2 separate regions of the Homo sapiens genome follow, and region 1 is linked to region 2. A link is an interaction called in ENCODE POLR2A ChIA-PET data of the cell type or tissue named here. Cell type or tissue: PC-3. All regions are shown on one strand. Each heading gives the region's core, and the rest is flanking DNA. Links, peaks and the distances in the headings are about the cores only.

Evidence for each region. Peaks named below come from ENCODE experiments on the same cell type or tissue, not always from the same donor. Only the 100,000 strongest peaks of a DNase experiment are listed, where the experiment ranks them.
Region 1: POLR2A ChIA-PET joins it to region 2 with 16 read pairs; 2 of 35 experiments call an interaction of 5 or more read pairs at or near these places.

Annotation. Positions count from the first base shown.
Region 1 is chr7:73,794,925-73,807,619 of GRCh38, reverse strand. No RefSeq gene overlaps it. Among named protein-coding and RNA genes, the nearest start is that of CLDN4, 30 kb to the left of the region's middle. RefSeq lists an enhancer at 7,598-8,238. In PC-3, for the core only: no CTCF peak of the experiment used is centred there; a DNase peak (open chromatin) is centred at 7,849.
Region 2 is chr7:73,998,478-74,011,172 of GRCh38, reverse strand. No RefSeq gene overlaps it. Among named protein-coding and RNA genes, the nearest start is that of ELN, 23 kb to the left of the region's middle. RefSeq lists enhancers at 7,231-8,430, 10,421-10,921. In PC-3, for the core only: no CTCF peak of the experiment used is centred there; a DNase peak (open chromatin) is centred at 8,312; H3K27ac peaks cover 803 bases.

The sequences.
Region 1 (12,695 bases), core at 3,110-11,109, 200 kb after region 2:
GGCTGGAGTGCAGTGGCATGATCTCAGCTCCCTGCAGCCTCCGCCACCCAGATTCAAGCGATTCTCCTGCTTCAGCCTCCCGAATAGCTGGGACTACAGGCATGCACCACCACACCTGGCTAATGTTTGTATTTTCAGTAGAGACGGGGCTTCACCATGTTGGCCAGGCTGGTCTCGAACTCCTGACCTCAGGTGATCCACCCGCCTTGGCCTCCCAAAGTGCTGGGATTACAGGCATGAGCCACTGCACCCGGCAGCAATGACTTCTTATTTTTCCCCTTCTGGCTGAGGCTTCCTGGGGCAAGGCCTGCCTCCTTCAGAAGCGTCTCCCAAAGGCATGGCCACGTCTGTCCAATCAGACCAAGGCCTCCATATAGAAGATAGCAGAGGTACTAGATATGATTATTTTGATGGAAAGCAACCAAAACTGACAATGTCTAACTTAAGCCAAGGAAAAAAGTGTGGGTGTTGGACAGACTGGCTATAGGATAGATTTTATATAGTTATATATGAACACATATCTATATGAATGTATATATGTATGAAATAAACTAATGTTAAGGAAAAATATTCAATAATATTTGAGTTTTTTTGTTGTTGTGGGTTTTGTTTGTTTGTTTGTTTGACGGAGTTTTGCTCTTGTCGTCCAGGCTGAAATACAATGGCACAATCTCGACTCACTGCAACCTCCGCCTCCCAGGTTCAAGCAATTCTCCTGCCTCAGCCTCCTGAGTAGCTGGGATTACAGGCACACTCCGCCATGCCCAGGCTAATTTTTTTTGTATTTTTACAAAAACATTTTGTAAAATTTTTTTACAGAATTTTGTAGAGGCAGGATTTCACCATGTTGGTCAGGCTGGTCTCAAACTCCTGACCTCGTGGTTCACCTGCCTCTGCCTCCCAAAGTACTGGGATTATAGGCGTGAGCCACCACACCCGGCCTCAATGATACTTGTTAAAGCACAGTAAGGAAGACTTTATTTAGGACTATTGTTTTTGGTTGTGTTTTTTGGTTTGTTTTTTGTGTTTGTCTGTTTGTTTTTTGAGACAAGGTCTTGCTCTGTGGCCCAGGTTGGAGTGCAATGGCATGATCTTGGATCACTGCAACCTCCACCTCCTGGGTTCAAGCAATTCTTATGCCTCAGCCTCCCAAGTAGCTGGGATTACAGGCACGTACCACCATGCCTGGCTGATTTTTTTATTTTTAGTAGAGACAGGGTTTCACCATGTTGGCTGGGCTGGTCTCAAACTCCTAACCTCAGATGATCCACCCGCCTTGGCCTCCCAAAGTGCTGGGATTACAGGCGTGAGCCACCATGCTTGGCCTATTTAGGATTATTGCAATCACTATTAGGAACACTTAATGGGGTACTGCAATGGGGTCTTGCACCGGGGAAGAGAAATTGGGCTCAACTCTGAACACAGCATGGGCAAGTGGGAATTTATACTTAAGAAGTAGATTGGGTGGGGGTCAGCAGATGGAAAATTGCTAAGAGGAAGCATCAGGGGTTAGGAGGATTCTGGCTAAATTGACTTAACCAGGTTCTTGCTGAAGACAAGCCAGGGTGATCCAATATCACCTGGGGCATGGTGGAGGCCGAGGAACCTGATCAGATACTGACGATGATCAGATGTCAAGGATGAGGATTTTCACTAAACGGACTTAGCAGGGTTTTTGCTTAAACTAGATTTTACAGGGAAGTGTGCAGATGATTCAGAAATCTTACTAAAGTTTGGCCAAGCAAAGAATCTTTGTCAGTCCCCCTTCTTGTTCAAAGGAAAGAGACATTCTTCTTCCCTTTGAACAATATAAGTCCGGTTTTTGGTTCAGTCATCAAGTACAATAAATTATCTTGATAAAATACAAAATCTTTATTTTCTAGGCCAATTACTTAAAAGGAAAAAAAAACACTTCACATTCTCAAATAGTTCAAGAAAAATTTGTCATTTTTACAAAGAAGATCAAATTCTACTTTTGCATCAATGTACTACCAGAACTAATTTTTTTTTTTTTTTTTGGTGAGACAGAGATTTACTCTTGTTGCCCAGGCTGGAGTGCAATGGCATGATCTCAGCTCACCGCATCCTCCACATCCTCCGCCTCCCAGGTTCAAGTGATTCTCCTGCCTCAGCCTCCTGAGTATCTGGGATTACAGGCATGTGCCACCACGCCCGGCTAATTTTGTACTTTTTTAGTAGAGACGGGGTTTCATAGTGTTGCCTAGGCTGATCTCAAACTCCTGACCTCAGGTGATCTGCCCGCCTCTGCCTCCCAAAGTACTGGGATTACAGGCGTGAGCCACTGCGCCCGGCCTACCAGAACTAATTTTTAATCAAATTTCATAAATAAATCTAGCCAATCTTAGCTGGTTCATTAAGGACCAGCAAAATCATCTGTTGGGACTTGTTAGTGGAGCTCTCCTAGATAGTGTAAGTGTAAGTCAGCAGGTTTTTAATAAGGGAAGTTCAGTTTCTATGAAAATAAAAGAAAAACAAGGTTAATAGTGGGAACAAACTGTAAACTCAGTTTCTAAATCCAAAGGGCAGCCGCTCCAGAAGATTTCTAGATGCTGGGCCTGAACCATCTTCAGCAAGCAGTGGAAAATGACAGATTTCCCTGGTTTGCTGTTTGGCTATCATGAAGGCTGGCCATACATAAACTGTTGTGGCAGCTTCTCTGAAGTTTATGTCAAGTTGTCAGCTTCAGCTTGCAGGACTTCAGGAAAAGAGCAGTTTTAATTTCAGTGATTCCAAAACAGAAGGGTGGGAGAAAATTGGAAATATTAGTTTGAAGAGTTGTGGCCAGATGATGGAGAAAATAAACAGAATTCAAGAGCTAGTTCAGATTGTAGGTAGATAAGAAAAAAAAAAAACTCATGAATAGCTTCTGAATTCTGGAGGAATTAGGTAGGGAGAAAAAGTAAATGTTTCCATTTTTGTCTAATAAAGTTTGCCAAGTTGCTGTAAGCTATAGATAGTTTAAAAGGGGGGGGGAAACACATCTTTTTAATTATTTATTTATTTTTTATTTTATTTTTTTTTTGAGACACAGTTTCATTCTTGTTGCCCAGGCTGGAGTGCAATGGTGCGATCTCAGCTGACTGCAACCTCTGCCTCCCGGGTTCAAGCAATTCTCATGCCTCAGCCTCCCAAGTAGCTGGGATTACAGGTGCACACCACCACATCCAGATAATTTTGTATTTTTACTAGAGATGGGGTCTCACCATGTTGGCCAGGCTCGTTTCAAACTCCTGACTTCAGGTGATCCACCCGCCTCGGCCTCCCAAAGTGCTGGGATTACAGGCATGAGCCAATGCACCCAGGCAAAAAAAAAAAAAAACTTTTTTAAATGTGGAAAATAGGCCGGACACAGTGGCTCACGCCTGTAATCCCAGCACTTTGGGAAGCCAAGGCACGTAGATCACAAGGTCAAAAGATCAAGACCATCCTGGCCAACATGGTGAAACCTTGTCTCTACTAAAAATACAAAAATTGGCTGTGCGCAGTGGAGCTTGTCTAGTCCCAGCTACTTGAGAGGCTGAGGCAGGAGAATCGCTTGAACCCGGGACGCAGAGGTTGCAGTGAGCCGAGATTGCACCACTGCACTCCAGCCTGGCAACAGAACAAGACTGCGTCTCAACAAAAAAAGAAAATCTGGAAAATAAAACATTCAAAAAAACCAGCAATGTTTCAAATAAAAACTCATGGGTGGTGAGGGAGAAGTGTTAGAAAGAAAAATAAAGAAAATAAAAATAATTTTCTTTTTTTGAGACGGAGTCTTGCTTTTGTCGTCCAGGCTGGAGTGCAATGGGGCGATCTTGGCTCACTGCAACCTCTGCCTCCCGGGTTCAAGTGATTCTACTGCCTCAGCTTCCCAAGTAGCTGGGATTACAGGTGCCCACCACCACGCCTGGCTAATTTTTTTTTTGTATTTTTAGTAGGGACGGGGTTTCACCATGTTGGCCAGGCTGGTCTCGAACTTCTGACCTCTGGTGATCCGTCCGCCTCAGCCTCCCAAAATGCTGGGATTACAGATGTGAGCCGAGCCACTGGCACCCGGCAAAAATAACTTTTTTTAACGTGAAAATTATGTTCATCAGTTTATATTCATGTAGTTAATACATGAAGCCATATGATACTACAATCCACGTAGTTAATATTTGTTCTGCTTGATCGTGAGATCACAGTTTCATGAGCCCATCATTTTCACTAGAGTTCTGGAATGTCTAACCAAGTCCAATGGTATTATCTTAAAGTTATCAGAAACCTGTATTCCAGGGTAATTGACACAGTCTTTTTATTAATTTCCTTGACAAAGAAGCAACTTTGAACTGGAGCTAAGTCTTGCAAATGCTTTTACAGAATAATTTAAGTAAAATAACTGTCTATGGATGATAAAGATGTAAAATGGCATGGTTAAAGATCTGATGAGAGTTCATTATAATAGTGATACAATTAAGAAAATTTGATTTCTGTGGCATACAACCTTTTAACATAATAATCAAAATTATGACTGATAACATACTACATTTCTAGGAATTTCCTATAGTTTCTGGAGCATATATTAATAACATGTCCATACAAATTTAACTCAAACAAGGTTAAACATTATTTCTCATTTCACAATGCTTCCTATATAATTTAACATATGAAATAAGTGTAATTATTTTAATATCTTTCTTTTACTAGGTGAGAGACATACCTTTTGAGATATCCTGGGGCTCAACTGGAAAATACCAAAATTAACTTGAAGTTAAAAAGACTTAATTTAGAATATGATTTTGGGAAGTTTATAAAAAATGTCAAAAGGGTTAAAGCACTTAATTAAACATAATCTCGGTTATCTAATCAAAGTGTTGATAACTTTTTTTTTTTGAGACAGAGTTTCATTCTTGTTGCCCAGGCTAGAGTACAGTGGTGCAATCTCAGCTCACTGTAACCTCCGCCTCCTGGGTTCAATTCTGCTGCCTCAGCCTCCCAAGTAGCTGGGATTGCAGGCACGCACCATCACGCCAGACTAATTTTTGTATTTTTAGTAGAAACAGGGTTTCACCATGTTGGTGACAATAAAATATTTTAAAGGCAAATATAGCAGATTACATAGTTGTGAAGAAAAACTTAGGTTTTTTGATATTGAGAAGATTTAGTTTTCTTAAGTAACCAAAGACGTGATAAAAGACAACATCAAGAACAAGAAATTCCCTTGATAAGACATAAAATTTTTATTTTCTAGGCCAATTACTTAAAGGAAAAAAAAAACCCTTCACATTCTCAGACCAATAGTTCAAGGAAACTTCATAATTTTTAGAAAGACGACCAAATTCTACTTTTGCATCAATGTACTAGTAGAACTAATTTTTAATAAAACTTCACAAATAAATCTAGCCAATCTTAGCCAGCTTTGACCACACATGACAAGATTTCTTTTCCACAGTTGAGTCTAAATTTTTAATGAATATCAATTACTCAATTTTACTTAACACAACTTTAAGGTTGCAAGTTGTCACAAAAAGATTTTTGAAACTATTTTCAAGTAGACATCTTTTAAAGCATAATTATTTTTTAAAAGTTCATTTACAAATTTTTATTCTACTACATTCTCCTAATTTATTTATTCGCAGCAATTACGGTTTAATTGCTCATGAAAAATGTCATGAAACATTAAACAAAGGTAGGCACTATTTTAAAGTATTTTTCCTATTAATAAATCAGGTAAGTATCAAAAACATCACAAAAGCAATGAAACTAAAAAGTTAAACAAGGTTCTTTTTTTTTTTTAACTTTTATGTCCTGACATGCACAAAGCAATTAAGCAATTCATTTTTCTTGTACATTCTGTTCTTAGGTTAGATTTATAGCTTTATGACCTTAAACATCTAGCAAATACAACACAAACGTATCTTACCAGCATACTCAGGAAAAACTGTATGTCTGTATTTAATGATAACAGTTCTGAAGACAGTCCTATTTTCATTTTACCAACAATTTTAAAACTAACTTTTATTTACTAAAGACTATCCTGGATCATGTGAACTTGAAAAAAATTGTTCAGTTTTTTATTTTTCTGATAATTTTATGAATACTTAATTTGTTTGAGTGCGCATTTATCCCTAAGACAATTTGCTATTTTCGTTTTGTATTAGCATTGAAGTTAGAAAAATATCATGTATACATAACAAACAAACATGCATACATACATACATATACACATACATAAACATACAGACAGATGTAAACAGATCTTATAGCTTTTCATCTTAAAAATTTGAATCATGAGGCAGTAAACCAGGATAATATAAATTCACTGGTTTATCTTCACATCCAATTATGTTTCTGATACAAATGGGACAAATTAAGGTTACCAACCCAGTAAGGACTAAAAATTTTTACCAATATCTGTGAAGGCAACTTTTAAGATTTTTTCATTTGTCCAGTTTTCTTTTTCTTTGTTTTGCTTTTTTTATTTTTTATTTTTGAGACAAGGTCTCAGTCTGTTACTGAGGCCGGCCGGAGTGCAGTGGTGCAGTCACAGCTCACTGCAGCCTCGACCTCCCAGACTCAAGTAATCTTCCAACCTCAGCCTCCCAAGTAGCTGGAACCACAGGTGTGTGCCTTCAAACCTGGCTATATTTTAAGTTTGTTATAGACATGGGGTCTTGCTATGTTGCCCAGACTCATCTAAAACTCCTCAGCTCAAAGAAGTCTCCTGCCTCAGCCTCCCAAAGTGCTGGGATTACAGGCATGAGCCACCACACCCAGTCTCAGTTTTCAAACAGTTCTATTTTTGTTGTTGTTATTTTATTTTCAGCTTCAGGTGCTTGCTTGCGGAATGAGGTGCTGAGTTCCTTAAGAGCCCCCAGTGAAGGGTAGGGGGTCTAAGGTACAAGAGACTGAGGGGCTGGAGTGGAGAGGAAAAGGGCCTGGCAGTGGGGTACACAGTTGGCAGAGGATAGAGTCAGCAGGAGTTCGAGAAGAGAGCTTTCAGGTGACAGAAAAGTTTCCCGTGGGAGAAGCAGGATCCAATAGAGAGAACAGAGAGAATAGGGAGGCCTCACAGAGGGCCAGGAAGAAGGACTTCCAGCCCAGAAAGTACCTTTCAAAAGAAACCTGGGACTCTAACCCAGCTTCAGCAAATATACCCATACTTTAAGAATCAAAGTCTGTGCCAGCGGTGGCTCATGCCTGTAATTCCAGCACTTTGGGAGGCCGAGGCGGGTGGATCACAAGGTCAGGAGTTCGAGACCAGCCTGGCCAACATGGTGAAACCCCGTCTCTACTTAAAATACAAAAATTAGCCGGGCGGGGCGGTGCATGCCTGCAGTCCCAGCTACTCGGGAGGCTGAGGCAGGAGAATCACTTGAACCTGGGAGGCAGAGGTTGCAGTGAGCCGAGATCACACCACCGCACTCCAGCCTGGGTGACAGAGCAAGACTCCATCTCAAAAAAAAAAAGTCTGTGCCAGGCATAGCGGCTCATGCCTATAATCCCAGCACTTTGGGAGGTCAAGGTGGGAGGATCACGTGAGCCAAAGAGTTCAAGATCAGCCTGGATAACATAGTGAGACCCCATCTCTACAAAAAACAAAAAATAAAAAATTAGCCAGGCACGGTGGTGTGCCTGTAGTCCCAGCTACTCAGGAGGCTGAGGTGGGAGGATTGCTTGAGCCCTGGAGTTTGAGGCTGCAGTGAGCTATGATTGCACCACCGCACTCCAGCCTGGGTGATAGAGTGAGACCCTGTCTCAAACCAAGAAAAAACAACAACAACAAAGGAATCAAAGTCTGTCCTTACCTGCTTCAACGGATATTTGGAGCAATGGTTCGGGAGTCTGACTTCCTGATGAGTCAGTCAGGAAGGAAGACAAAGACTTCAAAGGCACTCACTTAATGTCCTAGGGAGAAGCTACGTCCAGGGATGAATCTGGTCCTATCTGAGTTGCAGCACCATAACTGTTAAAATGTTATTCAATAACACATGTTAAAGCATGTCAAGGAAGACTTTCTTCAGGACCATCGCAATAGGTATAGGAACCACTGCACCAGGGTCTTGCAGTGGGGAAGAGAGATTGGGCTCAACTCCGAATACAGCATGGGCAAGTGGGAATTTATAGCCCAGGAGCAGAGTGGGAGTAGGTGGATGGAAAATTACTAAGAGAAAACATCAGGCATGAAGGGAATTCTAGCTAAACCAACCTAGCAGGATTGCTGCTGAAGACAGGCCAGGGTAATCAGACATCACGTGAGGTATCATGGAGGGTGAGGAATTGATCAGATACTAAGGATGATCAGATATTGAGGATGGAGCGTTCTTGCTGAACTGACCCAGCAGGGCTCTTGCCAAAACTGAGTTTTACAAGAAAGTACGTGGATGGGCTTAGGAGAAGACTCAGAAACCTGACTGAAGTTTGGACAAGCAAAGAATCTTTTGTCGTTAAACATCTAAATGTGAAGAAAATAACTGTAAAACACTTAGAAGAAACTATAGGAGAATACCTCCATTTCTTGGATTTAGAGAAATATTTCTTAAGTAAGACACAAAAGATACATGAAAAAGAAAAAATTGATGGAGATAGACATATTAAAAACTTGCATGACGCTGGGCGCGGTGGCTCACTCCTGTAATCCCAGCATTTTGGGAGGCCGAGGTGGGCAGATCACGGGGTCAGGAGTTTGAGACCAGCCTGGCCAACACGGTGAAACCCCGTCTCTACTAAAAATACAAAAAATTAGCTGGGTGTGGTGGTGCGCGCCTATAGTCCCAGCTACTCGGGAGGCTGAGGCAGGAGAGTTGCTTGAACCTGGCAGGTGGAGGTTGCAGTGAGCCAAGATCGTGCCACTGCACTCCAGCCTGGGTGACCGAGTGAGACTCCATTAAAAAAAAAAAAAAACTTGCATGACAATACATATAATTTTTAAAGTTTTAAAATAAGCTAAATGCAACCCATATAGCCAACAAATGTCTAGTAATCAGAGTATATAAAGAACTCAGCTGGGCATGGTGGCTCACACCTGTAATCCTAGCGCTTTGGGAGGCCAAGGAAGGTGGATCACCTGAGTTCGGGAGTTCGAGACCAGCCTGGTCAACATGGTGAACCCCATCTCTATTTAAAAAATACAGAAATTAGCTGGGCATGGTCGTGGATGCCTGTGAGGCTGAGGCAGGAGAATCACTTGAACCCGGGAGGTGGAGGTTGCAGTAAGCCTGGATAGTGCCATTGCACTCCAGCCTAGCAACAAGAGCAAAACTCCATCTCAAAAAAAAAAAAAAAAATTGCAAGACCATACATATAATTTTTAAAGTTTTCAAATAAGCTAAAATGCCAACAAATGTATAGTAATCAGAATATATAAAAAACTCAGCCAGGCACGGTGGCTCACACCTGTAATCCCAGCACTTTGGGTTTTGGGATTTTTTTTTGGTTATAGAAATGTTCTAGGTCTTGATTTGAGTGCTGGTTACATGCGTATTCACAAATGTAAAAATTTTATCAAGCTGCTCCCTCTCCCTCTCCCTCTCCCTCTCCCCACGGTCTCCCTCTCCCTCTCTTTCCACGGTCTCCCTCTGATGCCGAGCCGAAGCTGGACGGTACTGCTGCCATCTCGGCTCACTGCAACCTCCCTGCCTGATTCTCCTGCCTCAGCTTGCCGAGTGCCTGCGATTGCAGGCGCGCGCCGCCACGCCTGACTGGTTTTCGTATTTTTTTGGTGGAGACGGGGATTCGCTGTGTTGGCCGGGCTGGTCTCCAGCTCCTAACCGCGAGTGATCCGCCAGCCTCGGCCTCCCGAGGTGCCGGGATTGCAGACGGAGTCTCGTTCACTCAGTGCTCAATGGTGCCCAGGCTGGAGTGCAGTGGCGTGATCTCGGCTCGCTACAACCTCCACCTCCCAGCAGCCTGCCTTGGCCTCCCAAAGTGCCGAGATTGCAGCCTCTGCCCGGCCGCCACCCCGTCTGGGAAGTGAGGAGCATCTCCGCCTGGCCGCCCATCGTCTGGGATGTGAGGAGCCCCTCTGCCTGGCTGCCCAGTCTGGAAAGTGAGGAGCGTCTCTGCCCGGCCGCCATCCCATCTAGGAAGTGAGGAGCGCCTCTTCCCGGCCGCCATCACATCTGGGAAGTGAGGAGCGTCTCTGCCCGGCCGCCTATCGTCTGAGATGTGGGGAGCACCTCTGCCCCGCCGCCCCGTCCGGGATGTGAGGAGCGTCTCTGCCCGGACGCCCCGTCTGAAAAGTGAGGAGACCCTCTGCCTGGCAACCGCCCCGTCTGAGAAGTGAGGAGCCCCTCCGCCCGGCAGCCGCCCCGTCTGAGAAGTGAGGAGCCCCTCCGCCCAGCAGCCACCCCATCTGGGAAGTGAGGAGCGTCTCTGCCCGGCAGCCACCTCGTCCGGGAGGGAGGTGGGGGGGGTCAGCCCCCCGCCCGGCCAGCCGCCCCGTCCGGCAGGTGAGGGGCGCCTCTGCCCGGCCGCGCCTACTGGGAAGTGAGGAGCCCCTCTGCCCGGCCACCACCCCGTCTGGGAGGTGTACCCAACAGCTCATTGAGAACGGGCCATGATGACAATGGCGGTTTTGTAGAATAGAAAGGGGGGAAAGGTGGGGAAAAGATTGAGAAATCGGATGGTTGCTGTGTCCGTGTAGAAAGAGGTAGACATGGGAGACTTTTCATTTTGTTATGTACTAAGAAAAATTCTTCTGCCTTGGGATCTTGTTGATCTGTGACCTTACCCCCAACCCTGTGCTCTCTGAAACATGTGCTGTATCCACTCAGAGTTGAATGGATTAAGGGCGGTGCAAGATGTGCTTTGTTAAACAGATGCTTGAAGGCAGCATGCTCGTTAAGAGTCATCACCACTCCCTAATCTCAAGTACCCAGGGACACAAACACTGCGGAAGGCCGCAGGGTCCTCTGCCTAGGAAAACCAGAGACCTTTGTTCACTTGTTTATCTGCTGACCTTCCCTCCACTATTGTCCTGTGACCCTGCCAAATCCCCCTCTGCGAGAAACACCCAAGAATAATCAATAAAAATAATAATAATAATAATAATAAAATTAAATTAAATAAAAAAAAATTTTATCAAGCTGTACCTTTAAGATTTGTGTATTTTACGGGCATGGTGGCGCATGCCTGTAGTCCCAGCTACCTGGGAGGCTGAGGCAGGAGAATCATTTGAACCTGGGAGGTGAAGGTTGCAGTGAGCTGTGATTGCACCACTGCAGTCCAGCCTAGGTGACAGAATGAGACTCCGTCTCGGAAAAAATAAAATAAAATAAAATAAAATAAAATAAAATAAAATAAAATAAAATTGTACATTTTAAGGACTTTATCAAATATATTTTATGTCTCAAAAAGGAAACTTCATGGCAAAAAAAAAAAAATCATAGAACTAAATGGCCAAAGATAAGCTATCATCTGGGAGAAAATATGTGTAACCGTTATAATCAACAAATGATTAGTACTCAGAATATACAAAGAAATTCTACAAATTGCTCAACATCACTCATCATCAGAGAAATGCAAATCAAAACCAAAGTAAGATACTGTCTCAAACCAGTCAGGGAGCTATTACTAAAAAGTCAAAAAATAACAGATTTTGGCAAGGTTGGGGAGAAAAGGGAACACTCATACAGTGTTGGTGGGAGTGTAAATTAGTCCAGCTACTGTGAAAAGCAATGTGGACATTTCTCAAAGAACTGAAAATACAGCTACCATTCTACCCAGCAAGCCCATTACTGGGTATATACCCAAAGGTATATAAATTGTTTTACCAAAGAGACACATGTGGCCGGGCACTGTGGCTCACACCTGTAATCCCAACAGTTTGGGAGGCCGAGGTGGGCAGATCACTTGAGGTCAGGAGTTCGAGACCAGCCTGGCCAACACGGTGAAACCCCATCTCTACTAAAAATACAAAAAATCAGCTGGGCATGGTAACATGCGCCTGTAATCCCAGCTACTTGGGAAGCTGAGGCAGGAGAATCACTTGAACCTGAAAGGCAGAGGCTGCAGTGAGCCGAGATCTCGCCATTATACTCCAGCCTGGGCAACAGAGCAAGAACACATCTCAAAAAAGCAAAAGAAGACACATGCATTTGCATGTTTATTACAGCACTAGTCACAGTAGCAAAGACATGGAATCAATCTAGGTGCCCATCAATGGTGGACTGGATAAAGAAAATGTGGTTCATATACACCAAGGAATACTACACAGCCATGAAAAAGAATGAAACCATGTCCTTTGCAGCAACATGGATGCAGCTGGAGGCCATTATCCTAAGTGAATTAACACAGAAACAGAAAAACAAATATTAGGTAAGGGGTACAACAGGCACTTCAGCAGAAAGTTAAGACTGTTAATCTGAGAATACCAGATTCTCAGAATACCACATGTTCTCACTTACAAGAGGGAGTTAAACATTGGGTACATGTGGACATAAACACAAGGATGACAGACAGTAGGGACTACTGGGGTTGGGGTTGGAGAGACAGAGCAAGGGTTGAAAAATCACTACTTTCACTGTTTGAATTGTGGGTTCAAAGCCCAAACCTCAGCATCACACAATATATCCATGTAACAAACCTGCATATGTACTCCCTGAATCTAAAATAAAAAAAAAAAAAAGAAATTATGCAAATCAATGAGAAAAGGACAAACAACTCAATAGGAAACCACCCGGGAGCAGTGGCTCATGCCTGTAATCTCAGCA
Region 2 (12,695 bases), core at 3,003-11,002:
ACTGGCTGGTCGGTGGGTGCACGATGTCAGCCACCTCATGCATTGGGCTCAGTGACACCCAGACCTGCTGCCTAGGTGGGAGGCATTTCTGAGGGCCAGAGGGGCAGTGGGGGGAAAGGCTGGCAGCTGCTTGGTCCTTAACACTCTCTCCCTTGCCACCATTGGGTCCCCAAGGAAGCCCACCACTGCCGAGACTCAGAGCCGTGAGAGAGCCCATTATATGGAGAGGAAGCCTGAGGCTCAGAGGGCTGTGGCTGTGCTTATTGCACCCCATCTGTCTCCCAGGGTGTCTCTCTGTCAAAGACAGTGCTTGGTCAGCAGAGCTGGGGGCTGGGTGCGGGGGTGACCTCTCTTCCCTGCAAATTCTTTCCCTCTAGATCCCAGCCCCAGAGATGTTCCCCCAGGTTTCCCAGGCAGGTGGTGCAGGGAGTGGCTTTGCTGAGGCCAGGCCCCACCGGAGTGAGGACACTACTGGCATGGGTGGCCCTCGGCCCGGCAGCCGCCCAAGCATGCAAACGGCCATGTGGACGGCTGTTCTTGCCCCGTTCCCAGAGCACGCACCAAGGAAAACATAGAATGTTTCTTGGATGACACAGTCTCCTTCCAAAGTCGTGCATTCCGGTGGGAAGCCAGCGAGGAGGGGGTCACAGCTGTCTGCAGTGGTGGGGGCTTGCGGCGGCACGCACAGTCCTGCCTTGTGGCTGCTGGGCTTGGTGGCAGAGGTGATTGGCGTCAGAGGGCTGTGTGCGTTTGCCCAGCCCCTGGGGGGAGGTCTCCAGCTTGGCTCTGGTAGGGGTCCCTGAACTCCTGGGGCTCTCTCTCTTCCACCTCCCCCTGTGGAGGGGCTTCTGCTCCCTGACTCCCCCTGGGTAGAATGTAGTTCCTACATCCCTGTCCTGTCCAAATCCAACCTGCGCTCAGGACTTGCTTGCTTTTAGGGACCCCAGACTGGGTCATGTGCTCCCACCTGCTCCCAACCCCCTATTCTCCCTCCAGGGTGACACTGGCCACATTCTGCCACCATCTGCAGTGGAGTCTGGGCCACGCACACAATCACAGGGGTCTGCATTGGGTACACCGCCGCGTGGCTGTGTCGTGGGCCCGCAGCTGTGTTCCCGTCCACACAGGCTGTCTGTGGCCACCCGGCCTATGACACAGCCCATGCCCTGGTTCTGTCTCCTGCCAGGGCGCTCAGCTTGTACATCCATCTCCCTGCTCCACGGGGACAACTGGTATGACCCTGCCGATGTGTGTCCTTAGCCCTGGGCAGGCAGCGGTGCATTCCAGGTCCTTGCATGCAACTGCCAGTCCCCTGACTGAGCATGCTTTGCCAATTGTCCTGCCCAGGCACCAGCTGGTGTGTCCCCGGAGTGGGTATGTCCTCAACCTACTCTCGACAAAGGGCTGCTTTAGGGAGTCAAACAGCTTGCTCTCCCACTGTTTGCTGTAGGCGTGGGTAGATATGTCTCCCCACCTCCAGACTCAGTTTCCTCCTCTGTCAGTGGGCCCGGTCATTCCCCTCACATGGCCGCCGTGACCATGACCTCAAGCAATCCGCCTGACTTGAGGCAGGAGGAAGGGTCATAGCCAGGGTACTTTTGTCTGTTGGCCCAGGGCTGAGTTAGCGGGGACTGCAGAGAGTGTGTGTGTGGAGCGGAGGACTATGTTGGATGCTGGATCTTTTTCCTCTTGGTGCAGGGCCTCTTCACAAAAGGTGGGAGCCTTTAGCTTTGAACTTGGAGATTCTTTTTTTTTTTAAGACAGGGTTCTGCTGTGTCGCCCAGGCTGGAGTGCAGTGGTGCAATCATAGCTCATTGCAGCCTCGACCTCCGGGGCTCAAGTGATCCGCCCACCTCAGCCTCTCATGTAGCTGGGACCACAGACACACACCACCACACCTGGCTAATTTTTTAAACTTTTTTTGTAGACATGGGGTCTTACTTTGTTGCCCAGGCTAGTCTTGAACTCCTGGGCTCAAGTGATCCTCCTGTCTCTGCTTTCCGAAGTGCTGGGATTACAGGCATGAGCTACCACGCCCAGCCATGAACTTGGAGATTCTGAGTCCTCAACAGCGCAAGGTGGAGGTCAGGGACCTGCAGAGGGCATTCCTGAGGACTTCGCCCTGGAGAGCCCCCATCAAGAGAGTAGCAGGCTTGCAAGAATGCTGAGTACTATGACTGAGAGGACTGGATTGGGATGAGGGTGCCGCAGGAGCTGAAGGCAGCCCCTACCTTACCTTAGAGAGGCAGGAATGACTCTGGAGGAGGGCACCTATGAGATGGGTTTTGAAGGTTGCATAGGAGTTCACCAGCAGATCAGAGCAGAGAAGGCTATTAGAGCCAAGGCATCACGTCTGCAAAGGCCCAGAGGTGGCAAGAAATGCTGGGCACACTCAGGAAAGTGCAGGAGGTCAGGATGGCTGAGCTTAAGGAGGGCCATGATGAACTGCAAAGGAGGAGAGGCTGGCAGGGTCTGGTCATGAGGGGCTCACGTCCAGGCTAAGGGGCTTGGGTGTCATCCTGAAGGCAGCAGGGACCCAGCAGCAAAGTGACACAATCAGGTCTGGAAGATGGAAGCGGTGGTGTCAGTGAGAGGTGGGGTGGCCTGCTCTGGTGCAGTGTTGTTGGGCCCTGAAGGACCCAGGAAAAATTCTGAGACTAGGTTTGCCTTGAGAGAGGATGCAGAGTTAGGCACGGTTGAAATGATGACGTGGAACAAGGGGTCCGGGCTGGCTGGAGCAGGAGTGAGGCCCGGTCCTGGGAGGCCATGGGGCCTTCTTCCATCTGAGATGGCTGCTTTGCCCTTCCCCGGTCTGGGTGTCTCTGGCTGGTACGGGAGAGCTGGGGTGCCCGCTCCCAGCTGTTTACATCGCTTGCATACCTCTGGGCTCTTATCTCTGAGGGTCTGTCGTGCATGCCCACCTTGCCAAGTGATCCCATCCCTGCTTGCCTCATAAATCAGGCTGGCCTCTCCCCAACGCCTCTGGCTCCTACCGCACCCTCCTGGCGCTGCCCACCTTTGCCCTGCCTGGAGGCAGAGAGGGGCCCTGAGGTTAGCCTGGGGCCTGTCCAGAAGCTCCTGGCTCTGCAGAACAGGTGCCCTGGGTGATCCAGGCCCTAGAAGTGTTCTCAAAGGTCCCCAAAGATGGCTCCAGGGGTCACCTTCCTCCTGGTCCTAGAGGGGTGGTCGAATCTGCTGTTCCCTGCTGGGGCCTGACCTGGAGTGAGGTGGGAGTGGGCGGATCATGGTCCCACATCTCAGGGGGCCCAGAAACCAGCTCACACCCTCAGAGGATGTCTCGTAGAAGCCCCGTGCCTGCACTCCACTGTGGCCCAGAGTCACTGTCGCTGCTGTATTGGGACTCATGTGCCTTGTCTATAAAATAGGCGCGTTCACTTATTCATTCAACACTTACTGTGTGCCAGGCCCAGGCATGGAGATGAGCCAAGTAGAGCCTCGGCCCTGAGTCCACAGCCTGGAGTGGGTGATAGACAAGTGAAAAGCAGTGCCCCAAAGTGTCTCATGGCCCAGGACGGGTGGCAAGAGGTACTGCAGGGGGACCGATGTGGAGCAGTCAGAGAGAACAGGAATGGTTTATAGAGTGCTGGTGGCCAGTGGCTGGGTAGAATGAGTTCTCCAGGTGGAGGCAATGTGGGGGACAAGGGCTCAAGGGGGTGACAGTTTGGGGACCTGCCCTATTTTCTCTGATAGAGTGAGGGCTGGGGATGGGGCAGCAGACACTGGGAACCAGACCAAGACTTTGTCCTGAGGCACTGGGGAGCCATGGAGAGTTTGAGGCAGGGAGCATCACAGATCTGCATGTGAGCAGGTGCTCTCTGCTTGCCAAGTGGAGAATGAGCTGAGGCAGGTGGGGAGCTCTATTAGGAGGCTGTGGGATCCTGGTAGGGGGGCAGTTGAGGGCTCAGAGGAAGCTCAAATCAGAGGAGCTATCCAAGGTTGGCTTTGGTCCCAAAGCATCACCACTGCCTTGACACCTGCTGGCCCAGTGTGGAGGAAAGGCTGGCACATCCCTGGGAGACATTCATCATTTGGGCCATCTGGCCAGGGCTCCCTGACATCTCTCCATGGAGGGACACATCCAGGGCCCTGTGCCAGCCCAGACCCTGTGGGCCCATGCGTGGGGAGTATGAGAGGTCAGATGAGGCACCAGCCCTGCCTGGGCCATCAAGGAAGGTTTCCTGGAGGAAAGGCATTTTTCAGCCGAGTCTTTGAAGACAAAGAGAACTTTGCTAGTTTAAAGGCGGGCAGGGAGCACTGCAATCAGCTGGCCCCAATCCAAAAAGTACAAAGACAAGAAATAGCAGGCGAGGCTTGGAGTGGGAGCTTGGGAGGGCAGAGTGGAAAGAAACCAGGCCAGGGGGCCCAGATCCTGCAGAACGGAGGAGTAGGAGTGCGTTAGTGGAGGTCACTGGGAGCCATGGGAGGTTTCCACAGAGGGTGACATAGACAGATTTGCACCCTGGAATGACCCTGGGGGCATCACCTCTTACGTAAGAAACGGAACTGGGCGCGGGCACCAGCGGTCCTGGAGAAGGAGCTGCAGGGGTCTAGGGGAGATGGGGACAGAGGGTCAACCTGGCATCACAGGGGAGGTGTCACTCAATCTGGGCCTTAGAGGAGAAGAAGAAAGTTGTCTGGACAGCGGAATGTGGCCCACATCTGTGTCCCTAGGCATGGTACAGACCCAGGGCTTGGGAAGAGAGCACATGGGTCGATTGTCCCACGGACACCATCCTGTCTTAGAGGGAGGTGCAGACAGTTTGGGGATCTGAGGCTGCTTCTCCATCCATGGGAGCTCTCTCCTTCCAGCCTTTCCAATAGGGCTGCAGACTTAAGAGGCTCCTCGTCCTGCCTGCAAGGCAGCTGTTTGCTCCCAGCACCTGCTCTTAGCTTGCTTTTGCTTGGCGCATTCCTGGAAGGACGAAGGAAGGTCTGGGGAAGCTTAAGACCCATCCCTGTGGTCTCTCATTCCCCATTGCCCGAGGCATAGATCTGGGAGCTCAACAGAAGCCCCAGAGGCCATATCCTGTCTTGGTGGATCACAGCTTCACAGAGCTAGAGATGTTTGTTTCCTTGCAAAGTCTTCCCCTAGAATTTTTCCCTTCCTTCCTTCCTCTCTTCCTCCCTTCCTTCCCTCTTCTCTTTCTTTCTCTCTTTCTCTCTCTCTCTGTCTCCCCTCCCCTTCCCTTCTCTTTCTCTCTCTCTCTTTTTTTTTTTTTTTGACAGAGTCTCGCTCTGTTGCCCAGGCTGGGATGCAGTGGTGCAATCACAGCTCACTGCAGCCTCGACCTCCTGGGCTCAAGCAATCCTCGCACCTCAGCCTCCCGAGTAGCTGGGACTACAGGCGCATGCCACCAAGCCTGGTTACTCTTCTCTGTAGTTTTTGGTGAGACAGGGTCTTGCTATGTTGCCCACGGTGGTGTCGAACTCCTGGCCTCAAGCAATCCTCCTACCTCGGCCTCCCAAAGTGCTAGGATTACAGGCATGAGCCACCATGCCTGGCCTCCCCTAGGATTTTCTTCCCAGTGGTGGGCTCCTGAGAACTCGGCGGGAGAGGGGCAGAGTCGTGGGAATGCACAGGCTAAAATAATATAAAATAAAGTAAATCATGCAACAGCTTTGATGAATCTGAAACGTAAGGGTAGATAATCTAGGATTCTATTTACATCAAATCAAAAAATGACAAAAGGAATCTATGCTGAAGTCAGAGCAATGGCTATTCTTAGGGGGAGATTGGGGGCTGGGAGGGGAATAAGGGAAATGGGGGTCAGAGGGGCTGGCATGTTGATCTGAGTGCTGTCAACAGCAATGTGTGTGGTTTGTGAAAATTCCCATTCGATCTGATGCAAGTTCACATACGCTGTGTGCATGTCTCTGTATAAATAATATCTTAGGTCAGGCGGGGTGGCTCACGCCTGTAACCTCCAACATTTTGGGAGGCTGAGGCAGGCAAATCACTTGAGGTCAGGAGTTTGAGACCAGCCTGGCCAACATGGTGAAACCCCGTCTGTACTAAAAATACAAAAATTAGCTGGGTGTGGTGGCGGGCACCTGTAATCCGAGCTACTTGGGAGACTGAGGCAGGAGAATCACTTGAACCCAGGAGGTGGAGTTTGCAGAGAGCTGAGATTGTGTCACTGCACTCCAGCCTGGGCAACAGAGTGAGACTCCGCCTCAAAAATAAAATAAAATAATGAAATAAAATAATTATAAATAAATAAAATCTTGATTTAAAAGTTCAGGCCAGGCACTGTGGCTCACACCTGTAATCCTAGCACTTTGGGAGGCCGAGGCAGGTAGATTGCTTGAGCCCTGGAGTTTGAAACCAGCCTGGGTAAGTTAATGAGACCCTGTCTCTACAAAAAATACAAAAATTAGCCACACATGCTGGAGCACACTTGCAGTCCCAGCTACTTGGGAGGCTGAGGTGGGAGGATCGCTTGAACCTGGGAAGTGGAGGCTGCAGTGAGCTGAGATCGCACCACTGCACTCTAGCCTGGGTGAAAGAGTGAGAGCCTGTCTCAAAAAATAATAATGCTAATACTAAAAAAAAAAAAATTAAAATTAATTAAAAGTTCAGACGTCAGTTGGAGTATTTTATTCTATGTGATATCATATCTGTGTATGTACATGTATGGATGTGTGTGTATGTATGCATATGGATGGATGGATGTGTGTGTATACATACATATACACATGTATGTATGCATCTATTAATCATCTGTCTCTATACTTTGGGGACAGTTGAGCCAGTGCTCTTTCTCCATGCACATTTGGGTTTTCTGCTGGGGAGTGAGGTGGAGGGAGGTATTGACCATGGATTAGGTCCCCCTGCCCCCTGCTAACCCAGGACAGAAACCCCACAAACCAGGCACCCAGGGAAGGGGAAGGGCTCCAGGGTACACCTTTAACTACAGAGACACACAGCAACACCGGCCAGAGGGGACAACTATGTCCTCATTTGCAGTCCCTGCAGACCGGTGGATGGAGGCAGATGAGACAGCAAGCCCCCAGGACCGCCTATATACACCCCAAAATAAACATATGTTGACCGACTGACTGCCCATCCAAAAGCTGCTGCCTAGCACTGCCCAGGGACCCCTGACAACAAGCTGGAGGACACACTGACTTGTCCCAGTTACCAGGAACCTTTGGAAAAAGTGCCATCAGCACAGTCAGCCCAGACTCAGAGACTAAGCATAAGGGATAGACAGCTGGACACTTGGCATGCACATGTCACATGCAGAGACATCTGCAGGCACACATGTGGGCCCACACACAGGCTTGCACCCAGGTGACAGGCATCGGCAGAACTGGCAAGCCCTGGGACCCAGACCCAACGCCGCAGAAGGACTCAGCCCTCCCGGGACGAAGGCGCGGGGCTGGTGCTGGTGTTGAGTCACCCTTTGTTGGATGATGAAAGGGGTAAGACACAGATGCCCAAAGAGCTCTGGGGACACCCCAGTGGGCACAGACACACCCTTGCTTGTTCTCTCAATGGCTTTCTTGTCTGGCCGTGTGTTTTGGCCAGAAGGGGATTGGCCTCAAAGGGCCATTGGAGAAACAAGAGAAGATTCTAGAAGGGGTAGAGGGTGCGTACCGTCTCAGATCGGAGATCCTAATCTGGGGTCCTCTCTCCCCTGGAAAGAAGATTCTGGAAGGGGTAGGGGTGTGGACTGTCTCAGATCGAAAATCATAATCTGGGGCCCTCTCTCCTCTGGAAAGAAGATTCTGGAAGGGGTTGGGAGTGAGGACAGGCTCAGATCGGAGATTCTAATCTGGGGCCCTCCCTTCCCTGGAAATAAGATTCTGGAAGGGGTAGGGGTGTGGACTGTCTTAGATAGAAAATCCTAATCTGGGTCCCTCTCTCCCCTGGAGATAAGATTCTGGAAGGGGCTGGGGTTTGGGGCCCTCTCTCCCCTGGCCTGGGGCACCTGTCCCTGTTCCCCTGACCCGGCCACACTGTGATGACACGAACCTCTTGCCACCCCCAGCCCTGGGGCCTGGCTGAGGTCCCTTAAGGGTCTGCTTTGCCCCCCACCCTCACCTCCAAAGTGCAGCAACAGCTTTGCCAGCGACCTCTGACCTCTCCCTGACCCTCCACTGCCTCCCACCTCCCACCCTCATTACATCCCCGGCCCTGACCTCATGTCTGCGGGGCCATGGGCGAGGGTGAGATAAGGCGGCCATTGCAGGCTGTGCTCCCTCCTGGGTACCGACGGGAAGGGCGGGCCAGGCCGCCAGCCTCAGAAGAGAGTGGCCCATGACTCACCAGGTGGGCAGCGCCCAGGCCGGCGTCCGGGAGGAAACGCCACTTCCTCTGGGTGAGGCAGGAGGCTGGCGGGGGAAGCTTTCTGGTTTATGCATTTTTTGAGGTTTTGTTTCAGGAGTCCTTCACTTCTGTGTCAAAAGATCTTCTCCCACAATTTGTTCTAGCAACTTCAGAATCTTACTTTTTTGTTTGTTTTTGTTTTTAGAGACAGGTTCTCCATCTGTGGCCCAGACTGGAGTACAGTGGTGTGACCTAGCTCACTGCAGCATTGAACTCCTGGGCTCAAGCGATCCACCCACCTCAGCCTCCCAAGTAGCTAGGACTATAGGCACGAGCCACCACAGCTGGCTAATTGTTTATTTTTGTAGAGATGAGGTCTTGCTATGTATTCCCAGTGCCTTGGGAGGCTGAGGTGCGAAGATCGCTTGAGACCAGGAATTCAAGACCAGCCTGGGCAACATATTGAGACCCTATCTCTACAAAAACATTTTTTTAAAAAGATTAGCCGGGTGTGGTGGCATGCACCTGTAGTCCCAGCTAGTCAGGAGGCTGAGGCGGGAGGATCGCTTAAGCCCAGGAGTTCAAGGATGCAGTGAGTTAGGATCACACACTGCACTCCAAACCTGGGAGACAGAGCAAGACCTTGTCTCAAAAAAACAAAACAAATAAAAAAAACACCAGACTCTGAGAAGAAAGAGTAAGACAGAAATATAATCCATAGCCCAGTTCCACTTGGGTAAATCAAAACTCCTCCAAAACAGTGATACACATATTAAGAAATGGAGGTAAAATTCACATAACATAAAGTTAACCATGAACCACTTGTAAAGGGTACAATTCAGTGGCATTTAGCACACTCACCTCTATCTAGTTCTGAGACATGTGAGTTACCCCAAAAGGAAGATCCGTCCCCATTAGTAGCCATGAGTGATCCTTGTTTTACAAGAACGCACGTGAATGAAAGGGCACACCTTGAATGCATTGGAAAGGTTGCCTGTGGGTGTGGGTGGTGGGTTAGGAATGATGGGAATAAAAGGGACTGGATAAATAAAACCTCTGTACTCCAGGGCCAAAAAGAGATTTAAACACTAAAACAGGCCGGGTACAGTGGCTCACGCCTGTCATCCCAGCACTTTGGGAAGCTGAGGCGGGTGGATCACTTGAGGCCAGGAGTTTGAGACCAGCCTGGCCAACATGGTGAAACCCCGTCTCTTCTAAAAATACAAAAATTAACCAGACGTGGTGGCGGGAGACTGTAATCCCAGATACTAGGGAGGCTGAGACGGGAGAATCGCTTAAACCCAGGAGGCGGAGATTGCAATGAGCCATTGCACTCCAGTCTGGACAACAGAGTGAGACCCTGTCTTGGGGAAAACAAAACAAAACAAAACAACAAAAAACAGAAGCTGGAGGTTCTGACTCTCTCTACCCCATGCATTCAGGGAGTAGAGACCCTGGAAGGACCCTGGACTCCAGGAGGCTGCCCCTTGTCTACTCCCCAGCCTCCTGGTACAGGGCAGAGAACAGGCTGGAGTTGGTGCTTGGGCCTGAGGAGGCGCCCAGCAGGAGTGAGGTGACGGTGAGGAGGCTGTTGGTGTGAGGCAGTGAGGAGGGGACAGACAGAACAGGGCTTGAGGACTCTCTTGGGGGGTGCACGGTGTGGTGCTGTCTGTGTGGCTGCCAGGGAAGGGGGCAGGGACCTGAGAAGTGTCAGGCCCCACTTTCTCGTGGTCCCAGGCTTGGGGCAGGGCAGGGCTTCCTTTTCCAAGCAAGAAACCCAGACATGTGGCTTGCCAGAGGCCGTTTTGTTTTTTGGATTTGAGAACTTATTTATATGAAAAGTCTTACCAAGGTATAAACATTCTGGGCCTTTGCACATGCTTTGGCCTCAGCTGGAATGTTCCTTCCAAGCAAGCCCCCTCTCCCACTGCGTGTCCGCCTGGTGAACTCTGGCCCCTCTCAGGGTGCAACTCCCTTCAGAAAGCTTTCTCAAACCAGCGTCCTCCCCTGCAGCCCCAGGGCGGCCGCTCTCTCCTCCGGGGACCCACAGTCCCTCCAGCCCCCTGGTTCTCATGTGACAGTCACCTCCATTTTTTCATCAGTCTTTCCTCCATGCCCCACTTGGCGGTGAGGCCTCCTCTGCCTTGGTTTCCCCTTTTTCCAGGTGCCCGGGACACAGTGGAACTCAGCACGTGTCAGGCAGATGGGTGACACGTGGATGCTCAGTTACACCTGCGGGGCTCGGGGCTGGGGCCAAGGCTATCTTCCCAGCATCGGGTCATCTGGGTTTGAGTCTGGGTGGTCTCCAGCCCCCTCCTCACCTCCCCTCCGCTACTACAGGCAGCATCCCCAGTCTCTCTGCTGCCAGAGACCTTGGTGCCCGAGTCTGCGAGGAGCTTGCTCTCTGGAGAGTCAAGACCCCAGAACCAAGATGGCAGAGGCGAGATGAGATGAAGCAGGCTCCCACCTCAGGGGGCTTGGTGACAGGGCCCAGGATGATATGTGTTGTGTTCATGTCAACTGCCCTGGGTTGGCCAGAGAGGTGGGGTCACCACGGAGATCCTGCCCCCGCCCCCGCCCCCCCCCACCCGCCGCCCCGTGAGGCTGAGCTGCTGAGCTTTGGTCTGAGAGAAGGAGCAACTTCCAGACCCTCCAGGGACCCGAGGGACGCCCCCGTGACAGCGTCGCAGGCCCTATCTCCAAGGGAGACTCTGTTCCCAGACCAGAGGCCTGCCCGGGCCATGCTGGGAGACCTTGTTTAAGCCCCAGTTTGGGAACTTGAGGGAGAGAAGGGATTTCTTTTTTTTTTTTTTCTTTTTTAATGCACGTACTTTGGTTTTTCCTTGCAACCAACTCCTAAAGCCACGACTCCACTCCCCACTTGGCAGGGATGCCCGCCTCGTGCTGTTGACCTTGGCAGTGGGTCTGCGGGGACTGGAGCTCTCACACCATAAATTCCTGTCTTCTAGGAATTCAGCCTGGGAAAGAAAAGAAACACGGAGGAGAATATTTGATTAACATTTTTCCAACGTGACCACATCACAGGGGCGTGTGGCCGGAATTCTCACCCTGGACTGGGTAGGGCGGGACTCGGCTCGTGGCCCGGCTGCTGGGGAGGGTGGGCCTGGGTTTTGGGGGGCCCTCCTGGCCTAAAGGAAGAGTGGGGTCTGGGCTGGCATTTCCCCTTGGGATCGGGGCTGAGGAGGTTCCTGGACAGAAGCTGGGCCAGGTCGGCCACCCGAAGGGTGAGCAGCTCAGGGAGCTTATCTTCAACCTCAGGACCACCAGGGATTGGACCCTGAGCTCAGGATGGACCTCAGGGGTGGGGGGCTCTGGCCTTGCCTTCACCATCTGCTCCTGACTCTGGGCAGAGCCCTCTCTGATCCCAGATTGAGTCTTTTTTTTTTTTTTTTGAGATGAAGTCTTGCTCTGTCACCCAGGCTGGAGTGCAGTGGTGCCATCTCAGCTCACTGCAACCTCCACCTCCCAGGTTCAAGCAATTCTCCTGCCTCAGCCTCCCGAGCAGCTGGGATTACAGGTGCCAGCCACCTTGCCTGGCTAATTTTTGTATTTTTAGTAGAGACAGGCTTCACCATGTTGGCCAGACTGGTCTCAAACTCCTGGCCTCAAGTGATCCACCCGCCTCAGCTTCCCAAAGTGCTGGGATTACAGGCGCGAGCCACCACACCTGGCCTACGTCTTAACTCCAACTCCAGACTGAGACCTGGCTCCAGGTCTACCGTGTCCTCTGAGCCCGGCTCATGATGACTTGTGGCCCAGACCCCAGCTGGTTTTGGGCTTCCCTCTGTTTGAGCTCTTGCACAGCAATCCTCCATACCCCCTTCACTGTCTGAGAACTTTTTTTTTTTTGAGACAGAGCCTCGCTCTGTCACCCAGGCTGGAGTGCAATGGTGCGAACTTGGCTTACTGCAAACTCTGCCTCCCGGGTTCAAGAGACGATTCTCCCACCTCAGCCTCCTGAGTAGCAGGGGTAATTTACAAGCGTGCGCCACCACGCCCAGCTAATTTTTTTTGCATTTTTAGTAGAGATGGGGTTTCACCATGTTGGCCAGGCTGGTCTCGAGTTCCTGACCTTAAGTGATCTGCCCTCCTCAGCCTCCCAAAGTGCTGGGATTATAGGTGTGAGCCACCGCGCCCAGCGCTGTCTGAGAATTTCTGACCTTTTGTCCTCAGCCTCAGGCTAGCTCTAGGGGACTGTCCTTACCCTTGTGTCTCCAAATGTCCAAGTCTATGGCCATCTCCCTGTGGATGAGAGGCCACTTCTGCCAAAGGGTGACCCCACCCATGCTTGGTTCCCCTTCCCTCCCCTCCACCTGCTCAGACGTCTCAGCCCACGAACCACCTTTAGGGTTCCAGCCACGCCTCCTTTTATTGGCCCCTT